Regions from separate parts of the Homo sapiens genome. Here region 2 is linked to region 1. Evidence: read pairs that join two places in POLR2A ChIA-PET (ENCODE). Cell type or tissue: HepG2. All regions are shown on one strand.

What was found. ChIA-PET counts read pairs that join two places held together with the same protein. Peaks named below come from ENCODE experiments on the same cell type or tissue, not always from the same donor. Only the 100,000 strongest peaks of a DNase experiment are listed, where the experiment ranks them.
Region 2: POLR2A ChIA-PET joins it to region 1 with 6 read pairs; 2 of 35 experiments call an interaction of 5 or more read pairs at or near these places.

What each region holds. Positions count from the first base shown.
Region 1 is chr16:471,870-476,869 of GRCh38, forward strand. All of the region lies in intron 3 of RAB11FIP3 (RAB11 family interacting protein 3), which reads left to right. Among named protein-coding and RNA genes, the nearest start is that of RAB11FIP3, 49 kb to the left of the region's middle. In HepG2, no CTCF peak of the experiment used is centred here; a DNase peak (open chromatin) is centred at 2,912; H3K4me3 peaks cover 2,671 bases.
Region 2 is chr16:531,164-536,163 of GRCh38, forward strand. It overlaps CAPN15 (calpain 15), which reads left to right. Exons shown (of 14, transcript NM_005632.3): 2 at 2,783-2,835; 3 at 4,866-4,979. MIR5587 (microRNA 5587) reads left to right here and starts at 4,153; the gene lies at 4,153-4,205. In HepG2, a CTCF peak has its summit at 2,686; a DNase peak (open chromatin) is centred at 2,738; H3K4me3 peaks cover 1,277 bases.

The sequences.
Region 1 (5,000 bases):
AGCTGGGGAGAGGGTCTTCGAGCACAGCCGTGGTCGACAGAGCGTAACCATGTCCGCCGGTCTGGAGGGTTAGATTCCAGGAGAGCCACGTGGCTGCAGCAGAAAATGCATGAAGTTGAACTTGAGCCCTTGGGGGCCGCCGGGAAGGTGGAGGTGGCAGCCGCCAGTCCTGGTCAGCCTGCTGCCGAGCAAGGGTACCAGAAGTGGGGCTGAGCTGCTGGCCGGTAGGGCCTGGGCTTCTCATGTCAGTCCTCTGAGCCCTGACTCCTCGAAAGCTGAGGCTGGCACAGGGTAGTTTTTGAGTTGCTTTTGGACGCCACTGTACCGTGGGAGCCATGGTATTATACTCAGTTCCCTGTTCCGAGAAGCTGCCCCAGGGATTAGTCACCCTCACCCTTGGGTGGGCAGCTTAACTTCTGCCCACACAGACCCTGGGGGTGGTTCTGCCTTACGGCGGTGTCCCAGTTATCAGCTGGGCTGCAGCTTCTGGGGCCAGGGCGCCCACCGTGGGTCCCATGTTTGGCCTTGGTGTGCTCTTTCTGCACGTGAGGCAGCAGTGAGGTGCTGGCTAAGAGGGCGTGTGGTGGGAGTTGGACCCTCTCGCATGGCTGCAGTGTGCAGAACGTGCTGGGAGACCCCAGGACTACAGACGGTGGCTCCTGTGCCCTGAGAAGGACCCGGCTTCTTCACGAGGAGATGCCCAAGGCTCTGCAGGGTAACCCAGAGCCCTTGGTCTGCAACGTCCGGGGAACTGTGTGTTCCTGGGCGTTCATGTGCCTGTGCACTCTTTCTCACGTGTATCCGTCTTTTTGTTCCCCTCTCATGTTTGTTAGGGCATTGTTGATTGTTTATATCCTATGTATGGTGCAGTGGCTGAAGAGTGGCCTCTCAAAAGATATGTCCACCCAGCAGCTGTGGATGTGGCCTTATTTGGAAAAAGGGTCTTTGCGGATGTAGTTCATTAAGGATCTCAAGGTGATATCATGCTGGTTTGGGCCCTAAATCCAGTGACAGGTGTCCCTGGAAGACGGGAGAGACACACAGGGGGAAGACCATAGGAAGACAGGGCAGAGACTGACCAGAGCCAGGGAACTCCTGGGGCTCCCAGAAGCCAGCAGAGGCAAAGATGCATCCTCTCCGAGAGCCTTAGGCAGGAGCCAGCCCTGCTCACACCTTGGCTTTGGACTTCGGGCCTCCAGAACTGAGAGGATAAACTGGTGTTTCTTCACGCCCCGTGGTCTGTGCTAGTTCGTTATGGCAGCCCTGGGCAGGGAAACCTTGAGTGACGTTACTCGAGGCACCAAAGGCACCAGTGCATTTTATCCTTAAAGGCCCACGTGGTCTGAAGGGTGTGGCCGAGCCTCACGCTTGTCACTTCAGAAGGGTGGGAACCTGACATGTCAGAGCTAATCCTTCTCATATTTTTAGATCCTGATTTCTTTTTTAGAATGGAAGAAAGTTTTTTGACTTAAAAAAATGAATATGCTTCATGTTTTAGAGCAATTTTAGGTTTACAGAAAATGGAACATAGTGTAGAGCATTCCGGGATCACGTTACATGATTATTTGTTTTGTTTTGTTTGAGACGGTCTGCTCTATTACTCAGGCTGGAGTGTGGTGGTACAGTCTCGATCTTGGCTCACCACAACCTTCGCCTCCTGCGCTCAAGTGTTCTTCTTTCTCAGCCTTTCCAGTGGCTGGGACCACACTCAGTAACCACCACGCCCAGCTGATTTTTTGTATTTTTTTTTTGTAGAGATGGGGTTTCACCGTGTTGCCTAGGCTGCTCTCAAACTCCTGAGTTCAAGCGATCCACCCGTCTTGGCCTCCTAAAGTGCTGGTATTACAGGCGTGAGCCACCGCACCCAGCCTGATATGTTAGTATTAGCCAAAGTCCGTAGTTGAGGGTTCACTCTTGGTGGTGTGTATTCCGTGTTTTGACAGGTCCACGATTATAGTGTCACAGAGTCGATTCAGTGCCGGCTCATCCCTCACACCAGCCCCCACAACCACCGATCCTCCGTGTCTCCACAGCTCTGCCTCTTCCAGAACGCCACGGAGCTAGAACCATCTGGCATGCAGCCTTTTCAGATGCGCCTCTTTCCCTTAGTGAATACGCAGTTACCTCTCCTCCATGTCTTGCTTTGCTTTTTAAGGGTGGGATGTAATTTTCCACAAAGTGGAGTTCGATACTGTGAAACTTATGGAAAATTTGCTCTTTTAAAAAACAGCTTGCACATCATGTCATCTTAAAAAAAAAAAGTCTAATAAAGATATGAGTAGGGAGTATGTGTTCCATCCAGATACCCTATTCGGGGACCCTCCACTGGTAGTCTTCAGGTAAATAAACCTTTGATTGATTGGTTGATTGGTTGATTGATTGATATTCTGAATGGTTCCAGTCAGACCCATTTCTCTTTACTGGGAGCATCGCAGTGCTCACACCGGGGTGGTCGGGTAAAATGTGCAGTTAGTCATGGCCGAGCTAGTGGGTCTGCTGGCTCGCACTGTTTTCCCAGGGATCCTTTCAGCAGGCAGCTTATAACGGGAAAGTTGCTGCTATGGTGTCTGAGTAAGTGGGGAGAGTAGAAGGGGATGGACTGTGGCGCCGCTGAGTTCCTGGGCATGGTGATGTCTGAGGATCTGAGCAGGTGGAGCCCAGGGGGTGGTGGGGCTGTTTGTCGGGTTTCTGGAAGAGCGAAGGGAAAGTCAGGGAGTGTAAGGCGCATCTCACAGAATCGTCGGGCCGCGCTCTCTCCCGTCCTCCCTCCTTCTCCCACTACTGGCGATGTCTGGAGCAAAGAGCTGCCTTAGTGAAATGATAGTGAAATGTGTCTTTTGTGCAAACCATTATCAGCTTAGGAAGCCAAAAACAAAAGCCACTCTGTTTTCAGCCCTGACTGACTAACCGTTTTTTAAACCAGCAAGGACACTTCCTGAACTTTGCCTTCCCCTCCCTGGGCAACACCAGCAGGAGGTTTATTAGAGCGTGTCTGGGAGCAGGTTAAACTTTCTCCTAGGTGGTGATGTGCCTCCAGGTGAGCGCACAGGCTTTGCAGAAACCCCAGCATGACAAGCAAGTAGGAAGGTGACATTGTTGTTTGAGAAAAGCCAGTGACCCGGTTGGGACGGAGACACGATGGGGAGCCGGTCTCCAACAGCATGCCCTTCCTGAAGGTGTGTACAGAGCCAGGCCCAGCCTGTGAGGCCACCCGGGCCAGCATCTGAGGGTAAGAGGAGGCAGTAGTGTGCACTGTGCCCAGTATTCCTATTTCTGTGGTGGAGAGAGGCTCAGGGAAGAAGGAACTGTGACGGGGACAGTGTTGGCCCCACTTGAGTTACTGATGGCCCTGAACGGGCTTTTTCTCTGTCCGCTGGTGATTTAGGGGACTTGTTAATTAGTGAATGTAACGTTTCAACATAGCGACGTTTTCCAAGATGCACTTTGATTTTCAAGCGAGTTCATCTTAACATTGGTAATTTGTAAAAATGTTAAAAAGTTGGTAGCATAGACTTGATGGCTTCTGGGCAAGGCCAGGTCCTGGCTGGCTGGCAAATAAAATAAACTGCCGGGGCCGGTGTGAGCTGTTACTGCATTTTATCCAGGAGGCCGGGAGTGAGCAGGCACCGTGCTCTGAGGTACATTTTTGTCTCTGGAAAGGCAGGTGATGGCTGCCCTGGAAAACTCCATGTAGGGAGGCCTTGAACTGCAGAAACCAACCCGCAGGGCTGAATTGGGAAGTGAGCAGGTGGGGTGGCTCCTGTGAGCCTCATGAGCTGTCTGGAACCCCCAGGGCATCCAGCCGGCCAGGGGCTCTGAGTATCGATGGCGATGGCATGGAAGTGGACGTCCACAACCCCAGAGCAAATAAAGGGGTGGGTGCAGTCACCGAAGCCGCTGAGGAGTGGAACTGTTCATCTCTGTGGGATCTACAGTGCACGGAGCCACTCTGCAATGGCAGGGAGGCCCGGCTTACTTTATTTTTTATTTTTTAAATTGTTTTTTGAGATGGAGTCTCACTCTGTCACCCAGGCTGGAGTGCAGTGGTGCGATCTTGGCTCACTGCAACCTCCACCTCCCAGATTCAAGTGATTCCATGCCTCAGCCTCCTGAGTAGCTGGGATTACAGGCGCCCGCCACCACACCCAGCTAATTTTTGTATTTTTAGGAGAAACAGGGTTTCACCATATTGGCCAGGCTGGTCTCGAACTCCTGGCCTCAAGTGATTCACCCACCTTGGCCTCCCAAAGTGCTGGGATTACAGTGAGCCACTGCGTCTGGCCCTCAGGCTTACTTTAGAAATGAGAAGGTGAAGGTGGGTCCAGAGCGGAGCGTGTGAGTTCCAGGCTTGGCAGGGTGCCCTGGCATCCAGCTTACAGGGAGTCTGAGTTTGTGTAGAATCTGCCTCATTGTTCCTGTGTCCGTGGAGAATTCTTTCCATCCCAAACCATCCTGTCTAAGCTCTGAGGAGGCACAGGTGGCTCTAAGGCGGCACTGGCTTTTGCCTGCAGGGGCACCATCCTCAGCTACAGGTCTAACAGGAACTTGGTGAAATAAGCAGGCCCCACTGCCCGGACCTCCCTCCCTTCGTAGGACAGATGCTCTGCTCAGGGCTCCATGAGCTGTTTGAGAGAAGGTGTGGGTTTGTTCTTAGAAACATCATGCTTTCTGTTGGGGACTTAGGGTCCACACTGGCCAGGGAAGGGCATCGGGCATCTGTCAGAAGTACCAGTCCATTGACTTTTTAAAAGCTGGTCCAAGGTCAGGTGCGGTGGCTCATGTCTGTAATCCCAGCACTTTGGGAGGCTGAGGCAGGAGAATTGCTTGAACCCGGGAGGTGGAGTTTGCAGTGAGCCGAGATTGCGCCACTGCACTCCAGCCTGGGCGACAGAGCAAGACTCTGTCTCAAAAAAAAAAAAAAAAGAAAGAAAAAATTTTAGGCTGGGCATGGTGGCTCAGGCCTGTAATCCCAGCACTTTGGGAGGCCAAGGTGGGCAGAT
Region 2 (5,000 bases), 59 kb after region 1:
ACTTCTCTTCAAAAAGTTGCCCTTTATTTTAACATTTTTTAAGTTTTATTTTTTTGAGCCAGGGTCGTGCTCTGTTGCCCACGCTGGAGTGCAGTTGCAATCATAGCTCGCTGCAGCCTCAAACTCCTGGGCTCAAGTGATCTTCCTGCCTCAGCCTCCCAAATACTGGGACTACAGGTGGGCGCCACCACACCCAGCCTCTGCCCTTTGTAAGTGAAGTCCCCCAGGCAGGTTGAACCTCTTACACCTTCTGCCCCTGCCTGATCCCCACTCCCTACCCCCCACCTCCCTGTCCCCTGTAATGAGAAAGGCAATAAGTTTTGGAGCTTTCTGGAGTTCCTGCCCCTCCTGAAAAGGTGGCTGCAGAGAGGCTGGAGCTGATGGGGAAAGAGGTGCCACGAGGCCTCCTCTGGGTTAGGGCCACACGGCTCCCAAGGCCCCCGTCTCCTTCTCTGGGGTGACAGGTGCCCCCAGGGCCACACGGCTCCCAAGGCCTCCGTCTCCCTCTCTGGGGTGACAGGTGCCCCCAGGGCCACACGGCTCCCAAGGCCTCCGTCTCCTTCTCTGGGATGACAGGTGCCCAGGGCCACACGGCTCCCAAGGCCCCCGTCCCCTTCTCTGGGGTGACAGGTGCCCCCTGTGTCCCAGAGGCTTCTGCTTGGCCACCAGTGAGGTCACCGGGCTGCCCAGACCAGGGCTGCTTCTGCCACCACATGGCAAGCAGAGAAGTAGAGAAGTGCCAAAAACCACGAGTGCTTGTCTGGTCCTTTTTTCCTGTTAAAAATAGAAGTCGGGGCTGGGTGCGGTGGCTGACACCTGTAATCCCAGCCCTTTCAGAGGCCGAGGCAGGTGGGTTGCCTGAGGTCAGGAGTTCGAGACCAGCCTGACCAAAATGGCGAAACCCCATCTCTACTAAAAATAAAAAAATTAGCTGGGTGTGGTGGTGTGTGCCTGTAATCCCAGATACTCAGGAGGCTGAGACTGTAGAATTGCTTGAACCTGGGAGGCGGAGGTTGCAGTTAGCCGGGATGGCACCACTGCACTCCAGCCTAGGCGACAGAGCTATACTCCGTCTCAAAAAAAAAAAAAAGAAAAAAAAGTAGAATTCGGTTGGGCTCAGTGGCTCATGCGTGTAATCCTAGCACTTTGGAAGGCCAAGGTGGGTGAATCACATGAGGTCAGGAGGTAGAGACCAGCATGGCCAACGTGACGAAACCCCCATCTCTACTAAAAATACAAAAATTAGCTGGGCGTGGTGGTGTGTGCCTGTAATCCCAGATGTTTGGGAGGCTGAGACACTAGAATTGCTTGAACCCGGGAGGCAGAGGTTGCAGTGAGTCGAGATGGCACCACTGCACTCCAGCCTAGGTGACAGAGTGATACCCTGTCTCAAAAAAAAAAAAAAAGCCAGCCGCTGTGGCTCACGCCTGTAATCCCAGCACTTTGGGAGGTCAAGGCGGGTGGATCACCTGAGGTCAGGAGATTGAGACCATCCTGGCTAACACGGTGAAACTCCATCTCTGCTAAAAATACAAAAAAATTAGCCGGGCCTGGTGGCAGGCGCCTGTAGTCCCAGCTACTCGGGAGGCTGAGGCAGGAGAATGGCGTGAACCCAGGAGGTGGAGCTTGCAGTGAGCCGAGATCACACCACTGCACTCCAGCCTGGGCAACAGAGCGAGACTCTGTCAGAGAAAAAAAAAAAAAAAACAGGTGATGCCTGTGCCACTGGACACACCTGCACACCATCCTCATGCTGATCACAAAAGAGGGTGAGGGGCCGGGCATGGTGGCTCATGCCTGGAATCCCAGCACTGGGGGAGGCCGAGGCGGGTGGATCACCTGAGGTCTGGAGTTCGAGACCAGCCTGACCAACATGGTGAAACCTCGTCTTTACTAAAAATACAAAAATTAGCTGGGCACGGTGGCGGGCGCCTGTAATCCGAGCTACTTGGGAGGCTGAGGCAGGAGAATAGCTTGAACCTGGGAGGCGGAGGCTGCAGTGAGCTGAGATTGCACCACTGCACCCCAGCCTGGGTGACAGAGCGAGGCTCTATCTCAAAAAATAAAATAAAAAATTTAAAACCAACAAAAAAGAGGGTGATGGCTGAGTGAGGAGTCCATGGTGGGCCCTACACAGGGCCCAGGAAGGACAGGGCGGGAAGCGTGAGCATCCTGCCCACCGCAGTGGGTCCGCCATGGAGAGCATGACCTTAGAGAAGCAAAGCCGCCTGGCTCGAAGCAGTGGCCGCCCTGCTGACAGCTGTAGTGGCCGGGTGGCACTCGGGCTGGGGTCCGGGGGAGTCTAGGTGGCCACCTGGCTGTGTGCCTGTGCCTGCCCAAGCTGGGCACCTTTCCCTGGCAGTGCCTGGGAAGCTCGGCCGCCCTCCCTGGCTGGTGCTGCTCTGCAGCCCCGCTCATGGACTCTTGCCCACGGCCTGCTCCTTGTAGCAGGGTCGGGCCGTGGGAGGTCCGGACAGGATCTTGAATGGCCCTGTCTGCGGTCCTGGCTGGCCGGAGGTTGACCGCACTGGACAGGTCAAGGGCCTTAAACCAGGGTAGTGAGGAGCCTGCTGAGCCCCTGCTGCTCCCCGGGCTGCCTTTGGCGCTCGGACAGACACCCAAGGACAGAAGCTCGGACAGCTTCTAAGGCGAAGGGTCTCCCGGGGCTGATTTCCCGGGACTCTGGCTCCTGCAGAGAGGGCTGGAGGCGGGGCTCTGTGTTCCAGGGTCAGAGTCCTCCTGGTGGAAGCTGAGGTGCCTGATTAAATGCCTCCCTTTCTAGGCAGCAGCCCAGACGCGGCACAGAGAGGGCCTGGGAGCTTGCTGCAGCTTCAGGTGAGTTTGTTCCCAAGCCCTGCGGCTCGTTTATGGGTTTGCTTGCGCTGCAGAACTGTTTGTGGAGCAGCAGGGTTGGAGTGCCCACGGCTGGGGGGCCTCTCGGAGCCCTTGATTCACAGAACCCCTGGAGGCCGGCAGCCCTGCCTGCCCTGAAGAGCCTCGTTCTCCCAGCCGTTTGGGCCGTGGTCCTGTCGTGGGAGGCGACGGTGAGGGCGGCCCGGGGTCCCGACAGGGGTGTTTGTCCCTTTGGGGACCTCCCCTGTGCTGTGGCCCCGGCCCCCAGATGGAGCTCCCCATCCCCACGGCAGCGCTGGGGCTGGGGCTGGTGAGGAGCCTGTGCACGGCCCCCACCGCTATCCTCAGCCAGGAGGGTGCCTGGTCCCTGGGGAGCGGCCTGCACCTGTTTCTGGAGAATGCTGTCCTGCCAGTTGTCATTTGGGGCGGGCGGTCGGAGTCCACGTCCTCCCCCAGGGCGGGGCCCTGGCCTTGTTTCTTGTAGGGACGATGGGAAGCCCTGTCCTCAGCCCTCCCACCCGACTCATGCAGGAGCTTCCTGTCCTTGGGGTCATCTCCTCCACAGGGGCCTTAGCGTCAGTGGGGACAAAGGCAGAGTTGCCTGTCTTCAGGTTGTGGGCACCGACTGAGCTTCGTCCCGGTAGTGGCTGGCTCTTGTTTCCTGCCTGGACCAGCAGCCTCTGGTCTGGTGGGTGCAGTTTTAGGGCGCAGTGGGGTTGCCGTGGGGCAAGGCCAGGCCACCAGCTGCCTGGACACAGGGGCCCCCGCTTTCCATCTGCTGCCCCCCACACCCCCAGCTCGGGCAGGGGTGACACCGGGGCATCCTTGTTGGGGTCGCTGTGGTTCCCATGGTGGCAAGATGGCTCTGTGAAAGATTGACGGAGATGTAGGGCCCAGGAGCAGGTGCTGTGTGAGTGGGACACGCCTGTGTCACCTGCGGGGCAGGGGAGGGCTCGGGGGTACAGCCGTGTACATGATTAGTTAGCGAGACAGTGAGGAGTGTATGCGGAGTGGACACAGCTGTGGGTGCCGCCCGCGCAAGGCTGGGGGTCGCTGTGCCAGCCCTGCTCCCATGTGGGCTCCCAGCTCCCCAGGTAGGGACGCTGACCCCGGGAGGTGCCTTTGCCTGCATCCACTGGAGCCTCAGGAGCATGCGTTCCGTCCCCACGGGTCACCCCCACTGAGCCCACCACCTACCGAGAGGCACCTCGAGACCCTGTCCTGCCACGGGTGGGCTGTCAAGGCCAGCACCAGAGACCCCCAGCAGACCTCAGTGGCCGCAGATGGAGCGGGGCGGCAATGGTCACCTCCGGGACTCAGCCCTGTGCTGAGCCCCGGGCAGTGTGATCATCCTGGCCCTTCTCGTGCACGTCCCCTGGCTGGATGCTCCTTGCTGCCCTCACGGGGTGTGTGTGTGGCATACAGGACAGGGACCGGCCAGTTGGCCCTGCTCATTAACCACTTGTCCCCACAGGGCAGTGGCGGCCTCACCTCTGCAATTCTCTGAGGCTGGATCTAGGCCACCGCCCCGTTTAAAACTAGGGCATCGGCTCCCAGGGAGGGCGGGGAGCTGCACAGTTGGACTTGTGGGGGTCAGGCATGGATCCACACAGCCCGGGGCCCTCCGCACCCTGCCCCTCCAGGGAGCCCAGAGGCGGGCGTGGCTGCAGCCTGGCTCTGTGGCAGTCATGAGTCACGGCCACTCTTGAGGCGCCGCCCTGAGAGTCAGCCCTGTGGTCACGGCTCCTGCTGGTTCCCATTCGCGAGCACCTGAAACAGCCTGGCCCACAGCAGAGGCCCGGGGGGCACATGCAGCTCACGGGAGCAGCACAGATGCTTGGCCGGCGGCAGGCCCTACAGGAGCAGCAGCGGCCCAGGGCATGTCCCTGGGGTCAGGGGTCAGAGTTCGGCATGCTCTGCGGGGGCCTCACCCTGCTGTCCCTCGGCCTGGCCTGGGCACACTCCTTGGTGACAGTGCCCCTGCACGCCCCCCCCCCCCCCCGGTTATTCAGACAGGGAGCCAGGATGGGAACCACGGACTGACCTGACCTGCGTCCTCGGGGCCACTGCACTGGGTGATTCACGTGTGCCCAGGCCCTGAGGTGGGCCGGACCTGGGAGTGGCAGGTGAGCGTTCCTCCCAAGAGC